Regions from separate parts of the Homo sapiens genome. Here region 1 is linked to region 2. A link is a contact called in ENCODE Hi-C data. All regions are on one chromosome and are shown on one strand. Each heading gives the region's core, a stretch centred on a gene start or an enhancer-like site at or near the end of the contact. The rest is flanking DNA. Distances are from core to core; before and after follow the strand shown. Region 1 holds the start of ANKDD1A (ankyrin repeat and death domain containing 1A). Region 2 holds the start of PPIB (peptidylprolyl isomerase B).

The links. Hi-C counts contacts between places; a loop is a spot of excess contacts on that map. Pooled maps may share reads with other maps.
Region 1: a map of CD4-positive, alpha-beta T cell shows a loop between it and region 2 (1.9-fold over the local background). The contact joins the promoter of ANKDD1A here to the promoter of PPIB in region 2. A Hi-C loop is called at or near these places in 1 of 168 maps with a recorded cell type or tissue (CD4-positive, alpha-beta T cell) and 2 of 50 pooled maps.

Annotation. Positions count from the first base shown.
Region 1 is chr15:64,909,830-64,915,115 of GRCh38, reverse strand. It overlaps ANKDD1A (ankyrin repeat and death domain containing 1A), which reads right to left and starts at 3,214. Exons shown (of 15, transcript NM_182703.6): 1 at 3,152-3,214. The coding sequence starts at 3,185. RefSeq lists an enhancer at 2,459-3,002 and silencers at 3,189-3,368, 3,569-3,618, 3,692-3,986.
Region 2 is chr15:64,161,270-64,166,387 of GRCh38, reverse strand. PPIB (peptidylprolyl isomerase B) reads left to right here and starts at 3,366. Exons shown (of 5, transcript NM_000942.5): 1 at 3,366-3,536; 2 at 4,234-4,347. The coding sequence starts at 3,402. It overlaps CSNK1G1 (casein kinase 1 gamma 1), which reads left to right. Exons shown (of 12, transcript NM_022048.5): 12 at 1-863. RefSeq lists enhancers at 2,852-2,901, 3,008-3,508, 3,452-3,701, 3,509-4,009, 4,243-4,807 and a silencer at 3,042-3,401.

The DNA.
Region 1 (5,286 bases), core at 1,965-4,464, 750 kb before region 2:
CCAGGCTGGTCCCCAACTCCTGACCTCAAGTGATCTGCCTGCCTCGGCCTCCCAAAGTGCTGGGATTACGGGCGTGAGCCACAGCGCCCAGCCTCTTCCAATCACTCTTGCCCAAATCCTAACCAGCTTCCACCTGCCCACGCTGAGGCTACCCTGATTTTCCTTCTCTGTGGTCTCTCTTCTCTGTGCTCCTCTCACCCCCATCGCTGCACCTTTAGCACAGAGTCTCAGATTAAAGGGAACCTCAGAGCTCCCCCTGCCAACCCCTGTCACGCACACCTGTGGGCTCAGGGTCAGACTGCATTAGTCTCTGAGCCAGGAGGACACAGGTCCAGATGATCCCCACCGGAGCCCCATGCTGCCATCATCCTGACGGCTCTTGATTGTGAGGATGTCTAGTCTCCATGGCTAGACTTCAAGTATTTTGGAGGCCCTGGCCACACTTGACCCTTCCTGATCCACCCACAGCTCACAGCAGGCCCAAAGGTGGGCACAGGAGGAACCCACAAAACTCTGCTTTTGAGCCAGGCATGGTGGCTCATGCGTGCAATCCCAGCACTTTGGGAGGCCAAGGCAGGAGGATGGCTTGAAGCCAGGAGTTCAAGACCAGCCTGGGCTAAAAAGCAAAACCTCCATCTCTACAAAAAAGTTTTTTTAAAAATTAGCCAGGTGTGGTGGCACATGCCTGTAGTCCCGGCTACTCAAGAAGCTAAGGCAAGAGGCTTGCTTGAGCCCAGGAGTTTGAGGCTGCCAATGAGCTATAATTGCACCTCTGCACTCCAGCCTGGGCAACAGAGTGAGACCCTGTCTCTAAAAAGAAAACAAAAACAGGCTGGGTGCAGTGGCTCACACCTGTAATCCCAGCTCTTTGGGAGGCCGAGGTGGATGGATCACGAGGTCAGGAGATCAAGACCATCCTCGCCAACATGGTGAAACCCCGTCTCTACTAAAGATACAAAAATTAATTGGGCATGGTGGCACACACCTGTAGTCCCAGCTACTCGGAAGGCTGAGGCAGGAGAATTGCTTCAACCTGGGAGCTGGAGGTTGCAGTGAGCCGAGATCATGCCAGTGCACTCCAGCCTAGTGACAGAGCGAGACTCCATCTCAAAAAAAAAAAAAGAAAACAGAAACAAAAAAATCTCTGCTTGTATGAGTGACACCAACAATCCCCAGACGAATAGATGCCTGTCCCCTCTCCCAAAGTGCTCACACATACTAGCACAGAGACAAATATTTGCTGGCCCTTTCCATAGTCACTGCAGGGCAAGTGACCCCATAGCCTGCATGTTTGGTCCAGTATGAATGTCTGAACCCAGCCCCTTTGTGTATCCAGGGACAGGTGACGAGTGTCTTGGTAGGGAAGGCTAAGATGCACTGAGGTGAGAGACAGGCCTGCCATGCAGTTTGTTTTTCTAGATAAATTCCACACAGTCTTCTCCAGATGAGAAAGAGGATCTTGAGCTTTCTGGGGCCTCATGGATACAACCTGTGGATCTCAGAGTTGCTACCCTGGGGGGCAATCACACAGTCCTGGGTTCAACTCTGGCTTAACCACTTCCTAGCTGTGTTAGGCAGTTTCCTCATCTGCAAAACAGGAGTGCGAGCTTCCCTACAAGGTTAATATCATGATTAGAAATGAGATATGAAAACCCCCTGGCACAGTGTCTGGCACATAATGACCACACCGCCACCACCACCACCATCATCATCACTATTATTCCTCCAAGGCAAAGGGTCAAATTCTGGTAGCCAAAGAGAGCTGCCACTTCAGATGTGAGCTTACAGAGGCCTGGGTTCTAGTACCTTCCCTGCCACTTTCCAGCAGCAGGATCCTGGGCTAGTCACATCCCCCTTGTAGGTCTGTTTCTTCCATTGTAAAACTGGGGGAGGGTGAAGAAAGAGATCTGTATAGGTCCCTTCCTGTCTGGCACCCTCTATCTTATGTGCAGCTTAGGGGGATTGGCCTGGTTTGTATTGGCAAACAGCCAGGAGTTCCAATGGGAAGCCAGCAGACACTGCATAGGGTCAGGCCAGAGAAGGTTAAGTTAGAATGAAATCAAGTCCAGTCTCATCTCTTCCATCCACCTCCCATCCGGCACCCTCTTTCTGGCCACATCCAATACCCACTGAGCTACCTGAGCCTTTGCCCATGCTGGGTCTTTGTCCAGAATTCTCTGCCACACACCCCAATGCTCCATTGGTACACATTCTTCGCAGGCCCACTCAAGTGATCCTCCGCCCCAGGCAGAACCATGTACCTAATCTTGATTGAGCATTCCCACCCCCAACACATCCCTCAGCTGAGTAGATGCAGTGTGCCAGCATTTTGGACACTATAGGTCTCAAAGGAATCCAGTGAGCTGCACTATGCGCTTTTGAGGGAAAGCCCCGGGATTCAGCTGTCAGGATTCAGCCAGGGCTGCAGGATCAAGGACTCACAGTGCAGACACCGACACAATCTTTCTCTCCCCTCTCCCAGACGGTGCAGCCAAAGCTGCCCCAGGCCAGCTGATGCCCACACAGACGCTGCTGCCCGGCCTAGAGGCCCTGGCACTGGGCGCACTCCTTGAGGGAGGTTCGGAGGTGCCCTCATTCCACCTGTGGCCAGTCAGGCTCCTCTCCTCTGAGTGCGTGCCCCATCTGATGCGGTCTCCACTCGCTATCCAGCCCCAGCATTCCGGGTGAGCTGGGCCCTTCAGCACTTCTACCACTCAATGGCTGTGTGACCTTGAACAACTCATTTGAACACCCTGTGCCTCAGTTTCTCATCTGCGAAATGAAGATAACATAATGTCCTACCCATATGGCCGCAGCGAAGATCAAATGACGTGCCTCTCCTGGGTCAAGGCCTGGCACACAAAGTACAGCACGCAGTCAAGGATCGCTATTACCTTTATTATTTGTAGCTAACCTCTCAGCCGCTGCTCCCCGCTCACCTGGCGGGTGTGGTCCCCGAGTCCCAGACGCACTGGCAAGGTCCCCTCGGCCCAGTGCGCGGACCGGTAACCATTCCGCTCGGAGCCACACAGACGCCCCACACGGAGGTGGCCGTTCGGAGGGCGCCAACCTCACCCCTGGCACTCCCCAAACGGATGCGGGGGTCCTCTCGGCCTCGGCCCGCCCCCCTCCCTCCTCCAGGCAGACTCACGGCCGTCGGTCTCCCACGCCAGCTCCTCCTGCATCCTGCCGCTCCGCAGCCCCTGCGCGCGCTGGTGCCCGGGCGCGAGGCGCGCGTCCGCCGGGGCGGGGCCCGGGGAGCCGAGAGGACGGGGCGGTCGCTCCTCCAGACTCCACGCCCCGCCTGCTAGGAGCGCAGCTGCCCCGGCCACCCCAGTCCCGGACCAGGACGCAGGTCCCTCCTCCTGCTCTCTTAACCTGCCCACCCCTCCGCGCCCGAGGCCGGCGGGTCGGGGCCACGCCGAGTTCCGCAGGTGTCCCTGACCCAGTCTCCTCCCCGGGAGTTCGCCCAGCCTCCCCGGCCCTGGAGATAGATGCGCACAAGGCATCTGGCAGGCTCATCCTCCTCGCGCCTCTCGGGACTCGGGGAGGAGGGCTGAGCCTTGGGCCCGCCGCCTCAGGCGCAGAAAGTCAAACCCCAAAGATGTGAGCTGGCGTTTAAGGGACCACAACCTCAGCAGGTCTGCAAGCATATGAAGAGATGGTCGGATTTATCAGTGTTCAGAAAGATTTATCAGGCCCATAAAGGGACATGTAGGAGGATGTTGGTTGCTGTGTTGCTGTGGTTGCTGGGAGTTGGAGACAATCTAAGCGCCCTTTCTTGTAAGAGCAGATGGATAAACTGTGCAGCACTCAAAGCAAGGGACCCGCTGTATTCGTGGCAATATGGATTTAAACACCTAGTGCTAGGCAGAAAAAGTAAATAACCAAACCAAATAAGACCTAGGAAACAATATCAATAAAAATATTACAAATGCATTTACATCAAACAACACAGACTTGCAAAGACACATAGAAACAAAAAGATACACATTAAATACACCAGAATGGGTTGCACTTCAGACCCTTGGGGGATGTCCATGTCCTTTTTGCCTTAAAGGCATTTACAGCTTCTTTGAATTTAGGGATAATGGGGTCTCAGGCATCTCTATCCCAAGGCAAGAAGCCAGCAAAGCCATGATAGGTGTAGTTACTACTACTTTGGGGATCAAAGGAGGAAGAGCATCTTTCAGTCATTAGTCCTTAGAATATAGTTCAAGAAGGCTTCCTGAAGAAGGAGGTATTTGGAATGGCCTTTGAAAAATAACATAATGATAACAGCTAACAATTAATGAGCCCTGAGCCAACCCCTCAAAATGGTCTCAAAATAACAATTCCAACATAATAATCAAAGATATGATTTTTTTTTTTCTGAGACAGAGTCTCACTCTTTCGCCCAGGCTGGAGTACAGTGGTATGATCTCGGCTCACTGCAACCTCTGCCTCCTGGGTTCAAGCAGTTCTCCTGCCTCAGCCTCCCATGTAGCTAGGATTACAGGCACTCGCCCCCACACCTGGATAATTTTGTATTTTTAGTAGAGATGGGGTTTCACTATGTTGGTCAGGCTGGTGTTGAACTCCTGACCTCAGGTGATCCACCTACCTTGGCCTCCCAAAGTGTTGGGATTACAGGTGTGAGCCACTGCGCCGCACCCCCCCCTTTTTGTTTTTGTTTTTTTTTTAAGACAGAGTCTCACTGTGTTGCCCAAGCTGGAGTGCAGTAGCGTAATCTCAGCTCACTGCAACCTCTGCCTCCCAGGTTCAAGCGATTCTCATGCCTAAACCTCCCAAGTAGCTGGGACTACAGGTGTGTGCCACCACACGCGGCTGATTTTTGTATTTTTAGTAGAGACGGGGGTTTCACCATGTTGGCCAGGCTGGCCTCGAACTCCTGACCTCAGGTGATCTACCCACCTAGGTCTCCCAAAGTGCTTGGCCACCACGCCTAGCCAAAGATATTATTCCTGAAAACAGTTTAAATGTTTTTTGTAAAGCTTTTGTCACATGTACATCCCACTAGGGGCATAGTGTCACGTTACTGTTTTAGTCACTTGGAATAGTTCTTTATGTGGTTATGCCACCAACTCAACATGCATGGTTTATTTATTTTGTTTTGCTTTTGTTTTTTGATATTTTTAAATGTTAATTTTGCTTTACAATTATGTAAAGTATTTACATGTTTCAAAGTTAAGTCTCTGAAGGTTGTCATAGTCAGCTGTGGTGATGGATGAAGAGGGCACCACTGGCTTCCAGCCTGCTGTCACTCTCCTTCACTCCACATCCAGC
Region 2 (5,118 bases), core at 2,117-4,616:
ATTTTATCAAGCAGAGAAAAAAAATAACAGCAGAAAAGATAAAGATAAACCAAAAATATATACCCCCCAATGGAAAATAATGTTGATTCAGCAATTCCCATAGGATGTATTACATGCTCTAATTTATTATATTATTATTTATCTGTCTTTGATCTTTGCCCATTGTACTCTTAAAAAGATGTTGGGATGTTGATTGCGATTTTTAAACAACTAGATAATGTATAAATCAGCAGTGGAAATCAGTTTTAATGTGTGGATGTGTCTGATTATTGTTAAATGCCTCTTTTTTTACTTTTTTTTTTTTTAGATGTATAATGTTTCATAAACCCTGGCACTGGTCACAAAGCTCAGCTGTGAAAATGAAATTTGTAGTATTTTTAAACATGAATGTCAATTTCAAGTGTATTTGAAATGGTTCCTCCAGGAGAGATATTTGTGCACCATTAGGAAAATCTTCTCTGCAGAGGAAGTAGCCTTCTTTGGAGAAAATGGAAAATGGGTTCTGATATGTGATCTCAGAGTAGCCCATTTCCTAGGGCACCATGGAAAACACAAATGTGATCTTTAAGTATACCTCTTCCCCAGTTTGGGGAGGAAAGGACTCAGTTTGCACCCTTTTTGTATGTAAAATAAAATGTCTTACCTTTCTTGGCTACTTCTGCTTGTTTGGTTGGTTGATTGGTTTGTCTGTTTTTAATCTCCCTCGGCTCATTTGTAATTAACAATCTAGCTAGGACTAACTTTGATGCGATTCAAGACTCCTGTGAACAAAAATAATTTGGCATTCTTGTTTCATTCCTTGGATTAAATATTGTCTTCTCCTGTGAGTCACTTCAAAAATAAATACTGCTGTCTCTCTTCGAGTGCTGAAGAAGAAAATTATTTTTTAATTAAAAAAATAAATATTGGCCAGGCGCAGTGGCTCTCACCTGTAATCCCAGCAACTCCGGGAGGCCAAGGCGGGTGGATCATTTGAGGTCAGGAGTTCGAGGCCAGCCTGGCCAACATGGTGAAACCCTGTCACTACTAAAAATACAAAATTAGTTGGGCGTGGTGGTGCACACCTGTAATCCCAGCTACTCAGGAGGCTGAGGCAGGCCAATTGCTTGAATCCAGGAGGTGGAGTTTGCAATGAGCCAAGATCGCACCACTGTACTCCAGCATGGACGTCAGAGCAAGACTCCGTCTCAAATAAATAAATATTCCTGGAAGAATTTGGACATTATCACTCATACGTTAGTTCCTGGGTCCCTGTTGTTCTCAGGTGGTAGAACACAGGAAATCAGGATCTGCTCTGTGGAACAACTTTAGTAGCTTTATAATTCTCCTCTACAAATGCGGAATATGTGTCCAGACAGAAGATAGAACTATGATGAGCAATGTAAAACCATACTGCATATGTAGCCAACAGAACAACTGTCAATCTGGGCATGATTGACTCCTTCCAGTTTGTTACTACTCTTTAATTACTTTTTCACAGGCAGGTAGCAGTGGAAGAATCATGAGAGAAAAGTTTCACATTGAGAGCATTTTATCCATCAACCTGATTTCTTTTGAAAGTGGGAGTGGGAGAAAGGCTGCTGTGATGCCATTTTAGCCTTAGCTCCTCATGTGCAGGAGGCTACTTGGGTTTTTTGAGTGTTTCTTTGTTTTTGAGACAGGGTGGAGTGCAGTTTCACGATCACAGTACACTGCAGCCTTGACCTTCTGGGCTCAGGTGATTCCCCCACCTCAGCCTCTGGGGTAGCTGCGACTACAGATGCGCACCACCACGCCCTGCTAATTTTTGTATTTTTTGTAGAGACAGGTTTCACCATGTTGCCCAGGCTCAAACTCCTGGACTCAAGTCATCTGCCTGCCACAGCCTCTCAAAGTGCTGGGATTACAGGTATGAGCTACTGTGCCCAGCTGGAGGCTACTTTGAAAACATGATTTAGTAAACATTTTTCTCTGGCTATGGCAGCCTGAGACCAGTGAGTGAAGAAAGAGGCTTAACAAAATAGGAGAAAAAAAAAAAAAAGGGATGAGAGATGGATCTGGAAGATCATCTTTGTCAGTATAACAATGTTTAAAACTTCCTCCTGATTGGGGTTGTCTGAATTGAGGTGCAAGGATGGGAAATAAGAGAACTGTCTTGAAGCTCTACAACCTGTGTAAGGCCGCTGTAATGAACAACAAAGTTAATGCCAGTGGCCTTGCATAACTTCAGTCTCAGGTCAGCGCCTCATGAAGACTACATTGCATAATTTATGTAAATGGAGCCCTGCCTATAATCTGTGCTGTGACGACCTGGAATTTCTACGAAGTTAATCGTTGAAAATTAGTTTTAAAGACGTTTTAACGCCATAGGTCCAAATTTTGGAAGTTTGTGTTTTGGTTTGTTTTGGTGTGTAAGACTCCCAGTACCAAAGTATCTATGTTGTAGATTGGGACAACACTAAGTGTGTGAAGACCTAAAATAGCCCTGTGGGGACATCTAGTAACTATTCCTGACCTCCGGAAAAAGGCATTGTATCCTCAGGCCGTGGCATAAATTATTTCTCATGTCAGTGCGGATGTGAAGCTATCCCAACCAGGACTTGTTGGGCACTCAGTACTGCCGCGCTGTGAGGGAGCTGTGGACAGAGTAAATGCAACACAGTCCCTTCCGCAGAAAAAAAAAAAAATGTAGTCTATTGGGGGAAAAGGTAAAGGAAGTTAAGAACAGCGTATACAATAAGATGTCCATTGATATACACAACAGTAAGCACAGCAAGATTACAGAAGGGAGAGAAAAATGGGTAGTAACTTGACGGCCTCAGTAAAAAAGGAAGTGGGTTGTGCAGCAAGTTTTGCAAGACAAGTGGAGGAGCCGTACAAGGCCACGCTCGGTAAGGATAAATGTCCCTGAAGTGTTTGGAAGCCACAACGTTTAGAGCCAATTTGGCGGTGACAAACACTTGACTGGCCCAAAACAGTGACAAGCTTCCCGTGCCCCTTGTCCAGGCCCACGTATTTGCTAACCTCAAGCGCCAGCTACCGCAGGCCAGTGGAACAGCGCTCCGGGCGGGGCGGGCCGCGGAGCATGCCGGGGCTTGTGGTCTTCTCGGAGCCCGGGCCCGTGCTCTGCGAGGCCGCCTTCCGCCGGTGGCCTTCCTGTGGGCGGGAGAGGGCGGCCGGGAGCCCAATGAGGGAGCAATAACGTGGCAACCACCCACGAGCCCGCGTCGGTGCCCGCCCCGCAGGGGGACCTACTATCCGGCGCCGAGCCGGAGGGGGGAAACGGCGCCCGCCGCCCGCCCGGAGCCCGCGAGCAACCCCAGTCCCCCCCACCCGCGCGTGGCGGCGCCGGCTCCCTAGCCACCGCGGCCCCACCCTCTTCCGGCCTCAGCTGTCCGGGCTGCTTTCGCCTCCGCCTGTGGATGCTGCGCCTCTCCGAACGCAACATGAAGGTGCTCCTTGCCGCCGCCCTCATCGCGGGGTCCGTCTTCTTCCTGCTGCTGCCGGGACCTTCTGCGGCCGATGAGAAGAAGAAGGGGCCCAAAGTCACCGTCAAGGTCCGGTGGAGTCCGCGGCATTTACGGTGCCGGAGCTCGGGCCCGGGCGGCCTTGGCTTGGCCTTGGCTCAGCCCCTCCTCCCTCGGCTTCTGTCTGTGGCCTCGTGGCGTCTGGGCCGTCCTGCCCATTCAGTCCAGGGAACGACCCGGACCCACCCCGACACCCCCAGCCCCTGCCCTGACCCAGGGAGTTAGTTGGATCCCCGGATACCCATCTGGGGCCGACACTGGCAGTCTCAGAGCAGGCTTTTTGCAAACACCCCTCAGTGCTGGGGAGATGGTGAAAGATCACGCCTGCCGGATTCCGAATCCTTTCTCTCCTTAAGCCAAATTTTAGCCACTTCCAATTACAAAGCACAGTATGTATACTTCAAACTTAAGTGGTGAACTTAGGCTCCGCTCCTTATGGGTTTTCTAATGTTAATTTTTAGAATCTGGGTCCATTAGCTGTTTAGAGCAAATATTGTTATCCTGTAGTCCAAGGAGGGTATAGATAAGCATGTTTTCCAAGAAAAGGGTCTGGAGCTTTCATTAGATTCTCATAGGATTTTTACCGTCACCAAAATCAGATTCAGAACCACTTCTCTAAAAATATGGCTCTATTCTCTCTCCCATCCTCAGGTTAGCTTCTTGTACCTTCCCTCCCCTAGCAACGCCCCTTTAAAGAAGCTAAGTTGGAAATGGTCTCTTTCCTCAGGTGTATTTTGACCTACGAATTGGAGATGAAGATGTAGGCCGGGTGATCTTTGGTCTCTTCGGAAAGACTGTTCCAAAAACAGTGGATAATTTTGTGGCCTTAGCTACAGGAGAGGTAAGTGGCTGGAGCAGGGGTAGTCAACTCACATGAAGTGAAATTGGCACTGGGGATGGCAGCAAACTGACCTGCAGAGTTCAGCCGATCTGTAGCGTGGACCTCACTGAGCACCGACTGCCTGTTGCCCTGGGAACACAGTATTGCCCTTTCTTAAGAGTAATGGGGCCCTGACCAGGCACAGTGGCTCACACTTAAAATCCCAGCACTTTTGGAGGCCAAAGTAGGAGGATTGCTTGAGCCCAGGAGTTCAAGGCCAACCTGAGCAACATAGCAAGACCCTGTCTCTACCCCCGCAAATTTTTTTTTTTTTTTGAGACGGAGTTTCACTCTTGTCGCCTGGGCTGGAGTGCAGTGGTGCGGCCTCAGCTCACTGCAACCTCCGCCTCCCGGGTTTAAGTGATTCTCCTGCCTCAGCCTCCTGAGTAGCTGGGATTACAGGCATGCGCCACCACGCTTGGCTAATTTTGTATTTTTAGTAGTGACAGGGTTTCACCATGTTGGCCAGGCTGAACTCGAACTCCTGACCTCTGGTGATCCGCCTGCCTTGGCCTCCCAAAGTGCTGGGATTAGAGGTGTGAGCCACTATGCCCGGCCAAAAAAAATTTTTTTTAATTAGCTGGGTGTGACGGGGTGCACCTGTGGTCCCAGCTACAGCTACTCAGGAGGCTGAAGTGAAATGGAGGTTGCAGTGAGCCATGTTCATGCCACTGCACTCCAGCCTGAGCAATAGAGTGAGACCCTGTCTCAAAAAAAAAATAAATTAATTAA